Regions from separate parts of the Homo sapiens genome. Here region 1 is linked to region 2. Evidence: chromatin contacts called from ENCODE Hi-C or POLR2A ChIA-PET data. All regions are on one chromosome and are shown on one strand. Each heading gives the region's core, a stretch centred on a gene start or an enhancer-like site at or near the end of the contact. The rest is flanking DNA. Distances are from core to core; before and after follow the strand shown.

Region 1 (6,203 bases), core at 2,909-5,408, 85 kb after region 2:
CCTTGGAAAGATGGCTTACCACCCACATTGTCATATGTCATATGATTATGTGCAAATTTATGTAAAATGTGAAAGGGTAAACATGAACAATGACCTCTCATTTCTTTATATTCCCCACAGTGCCTAGCAGTGCCTTACCACAGCAGGCACCTGCTAGATATGTATTGATTTTTGATGGATTTAAGTGGATCCAGTTTGTTATGATTGTGCTTTGAGTCTTCTGTTCTAAAATATTTAAGTTTTGCATATGTTATAGGCATCAATCCTCTTCATGGATACTTCTTTCTTTGATGTGAAATGAGTGCATTTGATAAAAATGTCCTCTAAATTGAGGTGTCCCCATGTCTTTAGTTCTGAATCTGCTATCCAGCTCTGAATCTGGTGATTGGCTAAGGAATTAAATTTGTTTTTTATGTTAATTAGAACATAATAAAGAAAAGTATCTTTTAAAAATCTGAAGATGGACATTTGTTTAAAAAGGCAGTAACAGCCGGCTCACGCCTGTAATCTCAACACTTTGGGAGGCTGAGGTGGGTGGATTGCTTTGGGCACAGGAGTTTGAGACCAACCTGGGCAACATGGCAAAACCCCATCTCTACAAAAAACAAAAAAATTAGCCAGGCGTGGTGGCATGTGCCTATAGTCCCAGCTACTCCACCTACTTGGGAGGCTGAGGCAGGAGGATCACCTGAGCCTGGGAAGGTCAAGGCTGCAGTAAGCCATGATCGTGCCACTGCACTGCAGCCTGAGTGATGGAATAAGACCCTGTCTCAAAAAAAAAGTCACCTTGGATCATATTATCATATCATATGCTTATTTATTGTATGTACTAATGTAGGGCAGGAGTAGGGATCAACATTATGCAATAGATGCTTTGTTTCAAATAGTCTTATACAAATACAATATGTTGTCCGGGTGGTGGGTCATGCCTGTAATCCCAGCACTTTGGGAGGCTGAGGCCGGCGGATCACCTGAGGTCAGGAGTTCAAAACCAGCCTGGCCAACATGGTGAAACCCTGTCTCTACTAAAAATACAAAAATTAGCCAGGTGTGGTGGCAGGTACCTGTAATCCCAGCTACTTGGGAGGCTGAGGCAGGAGAATTGCTTGAACCCGGAAGGCAGAGGTTGCAGTGAGCCGAGATGATGCCACTGCACTCCAGCCTGGGCGACAGAGCAAGACTCCATCTCAAAAAAATATACACACATATATATGTGTGTGGGTATATATGTATATGTATATATACATGTGTATATATGTATATGTGTATATACATGTGTATATATGTATATGTGTATATGTGTATATGTGTATGTATATGTGTGTATATATACATATATATAAAATATATATACATACACACATATATATAAAAAATACGTTCTGCTCTTTTAACTCCTCCCTTAAAATGGGGAGACCTTTCTGTCTATGAATAAACTCCAGCAGCCACAAAAAGAAAAGATGGACATATTTTAACACACTAAAAAGAAAAACTCTCCTGCATGGAAAAAATGCTGTAAGCAAAGTCAAAAGACAATGTAAAATTTGGGGAAATATTTGCAACTTGCATCACAAAAACTTGATTTTTCGACCGGGCACGGTGGCTCACGCCTGTATCCCAGCACTTTGGGAGGCTGAGGCAGGCGCAAGGTGAGGAGTTCGAGACCAGCCTGGCTAATATGGTGAAACCCCATCCCTACTAAAAATACAAAAATTAGCCAGGTGTGGTGGTGCATGCCTGCAGTCCCAGCTGCTTGGGAGGCTGAGGCAGGAGAATCACTTGAACCTGGGAGGCAGAGGTTGCAGTGAGCCAAGATCACACCACTGCACTCCAACCTGGGCGACAGAGTGAGACTCTGTCTCAAAACAAACAAAAAACGTAATTTCTCTGTTACATGGGAATTCTTAGAAATAAAAACCCGAAACTAATAACCCAATAAAAAATGAGCAAAGGGTATAAGAGTTTATACACAGGAAAAAAACACAATGAGCTTTAAATATATGAAAAGATGTTCAATCTCATTCGTAGGATATATGTAAATTAAAACTACACTGAAAACCTTCTTCACGAAAAGTTTGGCAAGCATCCAAACCTTTGATAACACACTCTGTAGGTGAGGGCATAGGAGGGTGATGTGGGACAGCCTCTGCAGAGAGCAATTTGACAATATCTCTCAAAACTGCAAATGCACTTCCTTCCATCCAGCAGACTCCACTTTAGAAATTTACCTTAAAGATAAACTTATGTGTAAAATGACATGTATAATAGGTTATTCACTGCATTATTGTTTGTAATGGCAAAACATTGGAAACAACCTAAATGCCCACAGATAAAAGGACTGGAAAATTAAGTTATGGTACATTCATACAGTGAGATAATATCGTATTATTTGAAAAATATTTTTTAATGAGAAAGCTCTCTATAAGCTGATATATAAAGATTTTCAGCTGGGCAAGGTGGCTAACACCTATAATCTCAGCACTTTGGGAGGCCGAGGTGAGAAGACTGCTTGAAGCCAGGAGTTTGAGACCAGCCTGGGCAACAAAGTGAGCCCCATCTCTACGAAAAAATAAAAATAGCTGGACGTGGTGGCACATTCCTGTAGTCTCAGCTACTCAGGAGGATGAGGTGAGAGGATCTCTGGAGTCTAGGAGTTTAAGGTTTAGGTGAGCTATGATTGCGCCACTGCACTCCAGCCTGGGCAACAGAGTGAGACCTTGTCTCTAAATAAATAAATTTTAAAAATAAATAAATGAAAAGATCTTTAAAATATATTAAGGGGAAAAAGCAAGATATAGAGCAGTGTGAAGAGTATGCTATATTTTGTGTAAAAAGGAGGGGAGCTTATTCCTCTGTGTGTGTTGGTGCATAAAGCAACTCTGGGATCAGATTAATAAAGTAGAAGGAAAACAGATGGGAAGGGTGGCTAAGAGATGCCATAGGAAGGAGACTTTGTGAAAATGTTTTAAATATCTCCTGACGGTTGAATCTTGTTAACATATTGCCTATGCAAAAAGTTAAATGTAAAAAAATTCACATGATTTCAGTGAACTTTTTTTGAGACGGAGTCTCACTCTTGTCACCAGGCTGGAGTGCAGTGGTGCAATCTTGGCTTACTGCAGCCTCCGCCTCCTGGGTTCAAGCCATTCTCCTGCCTCAGCCTCCTGAGTAGCTGGGATTACAGGCATGCGCCACCGCGTCCAGCTAATTTTTGTATTTTTAGTAGAGATGGGGTTTTACCATGTTGGCCAGCATGGTATCAATCTCTTGACCTCGTGATCCGCCCACCTTGGCCTCCCAAAATGCTGGGATTACAGGCATGAGCCACTGTGCCTGGCTCAGTGAACTTTTAATTCTACTTTGGTAGGATGATGGTGGTCTTAGGAAAATTTGAATCTTCATGACTAGTGACATAACTACATGGTACAGACCATCCTGTATAGCGAATTGCTTCTTGTGCCTAAGTCTTGTCTTCCCAGTGAAATCAATCGCTGGCCCTCCTCACCTCTTTTGGAACCTCTGCAGTGTTTAACCTGGGAACCCAGTGAATATCTGAGAACAGACAACTGGTTGATTAGGCCTCTCAGACTTTCATTCCATTTCATCATGAACACTTCTCATATATTTACAACTTTTCCTTTCAAGTAAATCAAAATATTAACGTACAAGGACAAGTCAGACAGAAAAAGGCACATAGTTGCCAGGTAAATTGGGCCTCCTCAGAGTGTATCTTCAGGTTTTTAACAAAAGGCAGTTTCCATCTTATTGATGAAAATGTGTTTGCTTTCTATTCAATTACCCATTGTATGTTAGATGGTATTTCGTGGTTCAAATGGCTGTCTGTACAAAATGCTAACATTTAAAATCTATTTCCTCCACTCCTGTTTCAATGTCGACAACTCTATTGTTAGAATCTGTGAGTTGGTGTCTTTGCAACCAAAGGAATATTCAGCTGAGATGTTTGATTTTACTATTCGATGTGATCTCACTTCTCCATGTAAGCAGCTTCCAACAAAATCACTTACTGGAGAAAAGAGAAAAGACCTAACAGTCCAGCGCGCTGTGTATACCGCGGGGGCCGTGTCAGGGGAGCAGGCTCTGGAACACTCCCGCCAAGGCCAAGAGGGCTCCCGCCTCCCCTCCAAGCGGTGGAAACCCGCCCTCCGCCAGACTCTGGCGGTGGGAGCGGCTCCCCCTGCAGGATCTGCAGAGACGCCTCCTGGGCTTTCTGTTCTGGCCTCGCGTTTCCCGGGCGCCTCGGTGTGAAGGCAGCTTAGTGCTGTGCCCGCCCGCCTGCTGCTTCCCAGTGGGGGAGTTTGGGTGAGCAATGGGAAGCCAGGGGGCCCGAGAAGCTGGCGAGGGGTGATGTTGCCGGCCAAACCCCGGGCAGGACCCCAGAGCTCAGCCGGGACAGCCCTGTCTCCTGCCTGTAGCCGGGGCTCTTCCCCCAGCACACAGGACGGGACGGTTCGAGGCTGGCTCTCCTGGGTTAGCATCTCTTCACTCCCACCTCACAACCTTTTCTTTTCCCAGCCCCAGCTAGAGAGACTCCAGAACACATATGCCTGGGCTAATTATTCTGAGGCAATTAACGTGGCTGGGTCTCAGTTTCCTTTTTTTGTGTAATAATACCAAATTGACAATCCCTTTAGAAAACTATTTGGTAGTTTCTTATAAAGTTAGGCTGGGTGCGGTGGCTCACGCCTGTAATCCCAACACTTTGGGAGGCCGAGGCGGGAGAATCGCTTGAGCCCAGGAGTTTGAGACCAGAGAGAGAGAGAGAAAAAGAGAAAGAAATTAAAATCTATGTCCACCGAAACACTTGCCCACAAATGTTCATAGCAGGTTTATTCATAATAGCCAAAGACTACAAACAACCAAACGTCTATAAACAAAGTCATAATACATTGTGATGTATTCATATGATGGAATACTAAGCATAAGAGGAACAAACTACTGATACATACCACAGCATAAACGAATCTCAAAAGCACTGGATTAAATAAACCGCTCTACAATTCTGTATGAAGGTCTGAAAACACTAAGCTAATCTGTCGTATTAGAAATCAGAACAGTGGCTTCTTTGCATAGTACAGACTGAGAAGGGCACAGGGAACTTTCTGGAGTGATGGAAATGTTCTATATCTTGACTGAGGTGATGGTTACATGAGTACATACATTTGTCAAAACTCAGAATTGTACTTTAAAATTTGTACATTTTACTGTATGTAAATTAAGCCTCAAATTTAAAGTACCTTTATTTATTTATTTGTTTGTTTGTTTATTTATTGCAGAATCTTGCTGTGTTGCCCAGGCAGGAATGCAGTGGTGCAATCACGGCTCACTGCAGCCTCTACCTCCTAGGCTCAAGCAATCCTCAGCCTCCTGAGAGTAGCTGGGACTACAGGTATGTGTCACCACACCCAGCTAATTTTTTCATTTTGTTGTAGAGATAAGGTCTTGCTTAAAATACCTTTATAAGCCAGGCACAAAAACACATACTTTGCATGTTCTCATTTGTGGGAGCTAAAAATTAAAACAATTGAACAACTCATGGAGCTAGAGAGTAGAACCATGGTATGAGAGGTTAGGAAGGATAGTGGGGAGGGTAGTGGGGTTAATGAGTATAACAATATACTTGGATAGAATGGATAAGATCTAGCATTTGATAGTACAACAGGGTAACTACAGTCAACAATAATTTATTGTACATTTAAAAACAGCTAAAAGAGGCCGGGTGCAGTGGCTCACGCCTGTAATCCTGGCACTTTGGGAGACTGAGGCGGGTGGATCACCTGAGGTCAGGAGTTCGAGACCAGCCTGGCCAACATGGTGAAACCCCATCTCTACAAAAAATACAAAAATTAGGCCGGGCGCGATGGCTCACGCCTGTAATCCTAGCACTTTGGGAGGCTGAGATGGGCGGAACAGGAGGTCAGGAGATCGAGACTATCCTGGCTAACATGGTGAAACCCCGTCTCTACTAAAAATACAAAAAAAATTATCTGGGTGTGGTGGCGTGCGCCTGTAGTCCCAGCTACTCAGGAGGCTGAGGCAGGAGAATTGCTTGAACCTGGGAGGTGGAGGTTGCAGTGAGCCAAGGTCATGCCACTGCACTCCAGCCTGGGCAACAGAGCGAGACTCCATCTCAAAAAAAAAAAAAAATACAAAAATACAAAAATTAGCCCGGTGTGGTGGCACAT
Region 2 (6,042 bases), core at 2,284-4,783:
CCTTGCTCTCTAACTTCTGAGCCCACCTCCCAGGGTAGGCACCTGGGGGCATGCAGGTGCCCACCTCCCAGGGTAGGCACCTGGGGGCATGCAGGTACCCACCTCTTTCTCTTGGGTGAGGCTCTGGCAAGGAGATCTCTCTGCTCAAGCACAGCAGAATCATGGCCCCTCTCCATGAATTGGAACTTGGTACAGGTTAAGTATCCCTAATCCTGAAATCTGAAACACTTGTGGTTCCAAGCATTTTGGATAAGGCAAATTCAACTTTCAGTCTCTTTTCTGGGGGAAAAAAATAATAAACCTAGCCTAGCCAGGCGTGGTGGCTCATGCTTGTAATCCCAGCACTTCAGGAGGCTGAGATGGGTGGATCACCTGAGGTCAGGAGTTCAAGACCAGCCTGGCCAACATGTGGAAACCTCGCCTCAACTAAAAATAGAAAAAAATTAGTTGGGCATGGTGGTGGGCACCTGTAATCCCAGCTACTTCAGGAGGCTGAGGCAGGAGAATTACTTGAACCCAGGAGGCGGACGTTGCAGTGAGCCGAGCTTGTGCCATTGCACTCCAGCCTGGGCGACAAGAGCAAAACTCTTCAAAAAACAAAACAAAACAAAAAAACCCTGGCCCTTGTTTCTTCCAGTTTCTAGAGGTATCAGCTCCTAGCAGCTTATGAACACATATGCTTGCTTGGCCAGGCAAGGTGGTGTGTGCCTGTAATCCCAGCACTTTGGGAGGCCAAGGCAGGTGGATCACTTGCAGTCAGGAGTTCAAGACCAGCCTGTCCAACGTGGTGAAACCCCATCTCTACTAAAAATACAAAAATTAGCCAGGGGTGGTGGTGCACGTCTGTAATCCCAGCTACTCAGGAGGCTGAGGCAGGAGAATCACTTGAACCCGGGAGGTGGAGGTTGCAATGAGCCAATATGACACCGCTGCAGTCCAGCCTGGGCCATAGAGTGAGACTCTGTCTCAAAAAAGGAAAGAAAAATAGGCTGGGCACAGTGACTCATGCCTGTAATCCCAACACTTTGGGAGGCCGAGGCAGGTGGATCACGAGGTCAGGAGTTCAAGACCAGCCTGGCCAAGATGGTAAAACCTCGTCTCTACTAAAAATACAAAAATTAGCCAGGTGTGGTGGCAGGCTCCTGTAATCCCAGCTACTCAGGAGGCTGAGGCAGAGAATTGCTTGAACCCGGGAGGCAGAGTTTGCAGTGAGCCAAGATCACACCACTGCACTCCAGCTTGGACGACAGAGCGAGACTCTGTCTCAAAAAATAATAGGCCAGGCATGGTGGCTCAACGTCTGTAATCCCAGCACTTTGGGAGGCCGAGGCGGGCAGATCACAAGGTCAGGAGTTCGAGACCAGCCTGACGACCAACATGGTGAAACCTCGTCTCTACTAAAAATACAAAAATTAGCCAGGCCTGGTGGCACGCGCCTGTAATCCCAGTTACACAGAAGACTGAGGCAGGAGAATCGCTTGAACGCAGGAGGCAGAGGTTGCAGGAGCTGAGATCGCGCCATTGCACTCCAGCCTGGGCAACAGAGTGAGACTCTGTCTCAAAAAATAATAATAAAATAAATGAACACACATGCTGCTGAGTCCGCAGGGGGGGCAGAGCAGAGGACAGCGTGCTTTTGTGTACTGTTGGAAGACTGGCTCCTCCTGTACAGCACCTCTGAGCCCTTGTGCACCGCCCTGCCACGGGCACCATCCAGTCCTGGCCGTGTGACCACCCACAGCTGACTGGGCAGCAGGCACAGGCCCTACCCGAGCAGGCCGGAGTTGGCTCGCATGACTCCAGCTGAGGCTGCCTGTGTACATTTCTCCAGATACCCTATGGCTAATTTTGTTATAACTGCACAGTGGCTGCTGCCATTTTGTATTAAATATATTGTGAAACAAACCTATCTGGGGAGAAGCAATCTACTTGCCGCTGCTTCCTGTCTGGATCCAGCTTGTGTCCTTGGAGAGTGGCTGGCCCAGGTCCTATTCCTGTCCTCCAGCCCGTTCTTTCATGAGGGACAGGAAGGTAAAATCAGCCCTTAGGAGAGAGGTCTCAGCCTCCCTTTCCCAGATCTCCCAGTGAGTTTTAAAGGAAGCAGGGAGCCCAGAGTGCTAAGTTCTTACAGCCAGAAGGAAGCTTATAGATTTCTGAAAACCGCCCCTTTGTTTTTAAAAAGATCAACACAATTTGACTTTCTCAAGGTCAAAACGAACTAGAATCCAGATCTGCTCATGGCAAAAATGGGGGTGTTCTGAGAATTCCAGCTTTGGGCCGCACTGTACAGCAGTCTGGATAGAGTGTGATCTGAGAAGGGAATGGGTCTGGGTTGTTCCACCCCTTCCGAGTTCCAAAAAGAGGGAACTGGTTTTCTTGGTTCTCAGCCCAGCAGCACCTATCCTGGCTCTTGGTCCTGGCCTGCAGCCAAGTGCTGTTCCTAGCCTGAGGCTTGAGACAGGTGGGGTTGGCTCCTCACCAACCCCAGTTCCGTCCCATCCTGAGGGCAAGATCCTGGGCTCATAGGCAGTCCCTTTCACTTCCTTGTCTTGCTCCCTGCTATGTTGGAGATGAATGTGACTAAAAGGGCCATCTTGCTGGCTTAATGTGTGGCTGGAGAGACCAGCCTGGAGACAATGTGGCAAAATGGGGCGCTTCATCCAGTCTGTCTAAGCCCTGTCGACTTGGGGAGGTGATTTCTTTCCTGGTTCTATATGTGAAGCAAAATAAATGTTTTAAAATTAAAAGCAAAAAAAACAAAATGAACCATGCAGCCTGAGTGGTAAATGGAAGAACAAGGGGCACGTCTACTTTGGTTCTTGTGGGCGTGTTTGGTTGCCTACATGCATTGGGCAAATCTGCAGCACCAGCTGCCAGCACTGCTCCTTCCTGCGGCTGGCTCTTACTCCACTCCAATTTTAGGCAGGTCACACTATCAGGGCAGCTCGCTGCTGTTGATGCTGCCTGCCCTGTGGGAGGGCAACAGAACCTTGGGATGTTTTTTAAGCGTGGTCTGAGCACACCCCTTATCAAAATTTGGCAACCTAGAATAAATGCAGGTTCCTGGATCCTGCCCCAGACCTAATCACATCCCCAAGGGTGAGTCTGCAAGGCAATCTTCTACAACCACCATCTGAGTCCTAAAGCAGGCTTCCCCAGGAGCCTAAGTCCTAATTCTAAATCCATATAATCTAGTGATAACAATCCCTTGCCCATGTAACCCTCTCAAGTCTGAGATCCTTGATCTTTGCACAACCGAGTGCAGGAGGCAAGGTTTCGCGCAGGGCCCCCTTTCAGAAGACCGGTAAGGTGAGTTGCCCTCGGTGGAATGGGACTAGACCTGGTGTCAACACACCGCGCGGTCTGGAGAGAGGTTCCCAGTCCCTGCCTGCCGGGTGGGAGCTGGGACCTAAGACCCAGGTGGCCATCTGTCGCGACCCCCAGCCTAGGGCAGGTCCAGAGTCCTTCCTCTGACCCTCTCCCTCGAGGCAGCGCGCTTCTTCGAGCGCAGCACTGGCTTGCCAGACGCAGCTCGAGTGTCGCATGGAGCTCGCCTGACCCCTGCCGGCTGCCCGCGGGGTTGGGTTGCAAACGCGCGGAGCCAGCCTATATGGCCTTTGCCTGGGGTTCAAGGCCCCCAGTTTGGGATTTCAGGACTCAACGACGTTTTGTTTTAGCCAATAAGGACATGAAAGGGAAGAGGGGTTGGGGGAAGCCTATCCTCTATTACCATCATTTCATAAAAGGCTTTTTTTTTTTGAGACGGAGTCTCGCTCTGTCGCCCAAGCTGGAGTGCAGTGGCGCAATCTTGGCTCACTGCAAGCTCCGCCTCCCAGGTTCACGCCATTCTCCTGCCTCAGCCTCCCGAGTAGCTGGGACTACAAGCGCCCGCCACCATGCCCGGCTAATTTTTTGTATTTTTAGTAGAGACGGGGTTTCGCCGTGTTAGCCAGGATGGTCTCGATCTCCCGACCTCATGATCTACCCACCTCGGCCTCCCAAAGTGCTGGGATTACAGGCGTGAGCCACCGCGCCCGGCCGACTTTTTTTTTTTTTTTTTTTTTTTTTTTTTTTTAAGACGGAGTCTCACTTTGTCATCTAGGCTGGAGTGCAGTGGCGCGATCCCAGCTCACTGCAACCTCCACATCTAGGGTTCAAGCGATTCTCGTGCCTTAGCCTCCCAAATAGCTGGGATTACAGGCATGTGCCACCATGCCTGGCTAATTTTTGTATTTTTAGTAGAGACGGGGTTTCACCATGTTGGCCAGGCTGGTCTCAAAGCCCTGGCCTCAATTGATCCACCGGCCTCAGCCTCCCAAAGTGCTGGGATTACAGGCATGAGCCACCACGCCCAGCTAGGCCAGGATTTTTATTTGTTTGTTTATTTATTTATTTTTGAGACAGGATCTCACTCTGTCACCCAGTGCAGTGGCGTGATCTCAGCTTACTGCAGCCTCGACCTCCCTGGCTCAAGGATCCTCTGGCCTCAGTCCTCCCCCTTGCCACCCACCCCCAGCCCCCCAGTAGCTGGAACTAGAGGTGTGCACCACCATGCCAGACTAATTTTTGTATTTTTTGTAGAGCCGGGCTTTCACCATGTTGTCCAGGCTGGGCTCAACTGCTGGGCTCAAGCGATCCTCCTGCCTCCACTTTCCAAAGTGTTGGGATTATAGGCGTTGAGCCAGTGTGCCCAGCCCTTAAATTTTTGTATATGCTTTATGTTCACTGTTTTAAAAAATACTACAGTTTTTAAAAGCTTATTTAAAAAAATAAAAGTCCCCTGTCCCTCCTATCCCCATTCCCACTCCCAGGACAAAACCACTTTTGAATCTTTAAGGGGCTTCTTTTGATAATTCACTTCATACCTCTAAGTGACATGCTTACTTATTGATTTAATTGTAAGCACTTTTAAGGATAGTTTTTGTTTTTGTTTTTAAGACGGAATCTTGCGCTCTCTCGCCCATGCTGGAGTACAGTGGCATAATCTCAGCTGACTGCAACCTCCGCCTCCTGGGTTCTAGCGATTCTTCTGCCTCAGCCTCCCGAGTAGCTGGGACTACAGGTGCACACCACCATGCCCGGCTAATTTTTGTATTTTTAGTAGAGACAGGGTTTCACCATATTGGCCAGGCTGGTCTCAAACTCTTGACCTCATGATCTGCCCACCTCGGCCCCCCAAAGTGCTGGGATTCCAGGCATGAGCCACCATGCCCGGCCCAAGGATAGTTCTTTAAAGTGCATACATTTGATTTATGAGAAGTTATGCCCATACTTTTTTCACTTCCTCGGGCCAGCCCTGTCCACGGGCCAGTGTTTGGGAGCCCTGAAATCAGGTGGTGCAGAGCCCCATTCACATTCCTGGCTGTCCCCAACCCCTGCCCACACTTGGTACCCAGAGCCTACAGCCACGCTAGTGCCGAGTGGGAGCTCTCCTCTCCCTGTGTGCGCCACTTGGTTACTCTTGCAGGGGGCCGTTCCAGAATTTGGCCTCTTTCCCTCACCCACCACCCAGCCACTCTCAGAGGCTAGCCTGGTATCTCTTAAATACTTCCTGGATCTTAACATCCTGCCAACTTGCCTTCCTTCTTCCAGGCCATGCCCCTCAACCCTTCCTCTACACTGAACCAGTGAACTATCAAGCTCCCCGCAAATTCTTCAGTGGCTCCCAGCACCTGTAAGATCTAAGGCTTGGCAAGGCAAATATGACTCTGATCCCCCTGGGCCTTCCCCTTCTGCTGCTTCCCTCCTTCCCTGCTGAATGTTCGTGTTCTTGTTGCAAGGAGTCCTCACTGCCATGTTTCTCATCCCTGTGCCTTTGGTCTGGGGCAGCTCTGGAAGTCCTTCCAGCCCTTCAAACTTTCTCTTGCTTCCTCATCTCTAAAGCCTCAGGCCAGGGCCTGCCTCCTTCAGGAAGACCTCTCTTCTCCAACCTTCCCTCATTCCTCTGTCTCCATCTCATCCATCCTGGATGGGTCCCCTTTCTCCTTCTCCCTGGGCATATCTGCACTGATGGGCTTGCCACACAGTTGTTTATTCCAGTTT

The links. Hi-C counts contacts between places; a loop is a spot of excess contacts on that map. ChIA-PET counts read pairs that join two places held with the same protein, here RNA polymerase II (POLR2A). Pooled maps may share reads with other maps.
Region 1: a loop to region 2 is called in a pooled map, with 3 times the contacts of the local background. The contact joins two enhancer-like sites. A Hi-C loop is called at or near these places in 5 of 50 pooled maps. POLR2A ChIA-PET finds 5 or more read pairs at or near these places in 7 of 52 experiments (A549, Caco-2, H1 and 4 more).

Annotation. Positions count from the first base shown.
Region 1 is chr15:40,503,038-40,509,240 of GRCh38, forward strand. No RefSeq gene overlaps it. Among named protein-coding and RNA genes, the nearest start is that of CHST14, 35 kb to the left of the region's middle. Within about 2 kb of position 4,159, at least 4 of the 41 ENCODE cell types and tissues checked have a DNase peak (open chromatin) inside an H3K27ac peak, as active enhancers do.
Region 2 is chr15:40,418,543-40,424,584 of GRCh38, forward strand. It overlaps IVD (isovaleryl-CoA dehydrogenase), which reads left to right. Exons shown (of 12, transcript NM_002225.5): 12 at 1-2,766. Among named protein-coding and RNA genes, the nearest start is that of IVD, 16 kb to the left of the region's middle. Within about 2 kb of position 3,534, at least 9 of the 41 ENCODE cell types and tissues checked have a DNase peak (open chromatin) inside an H3K27ac peak, as active enhancers do.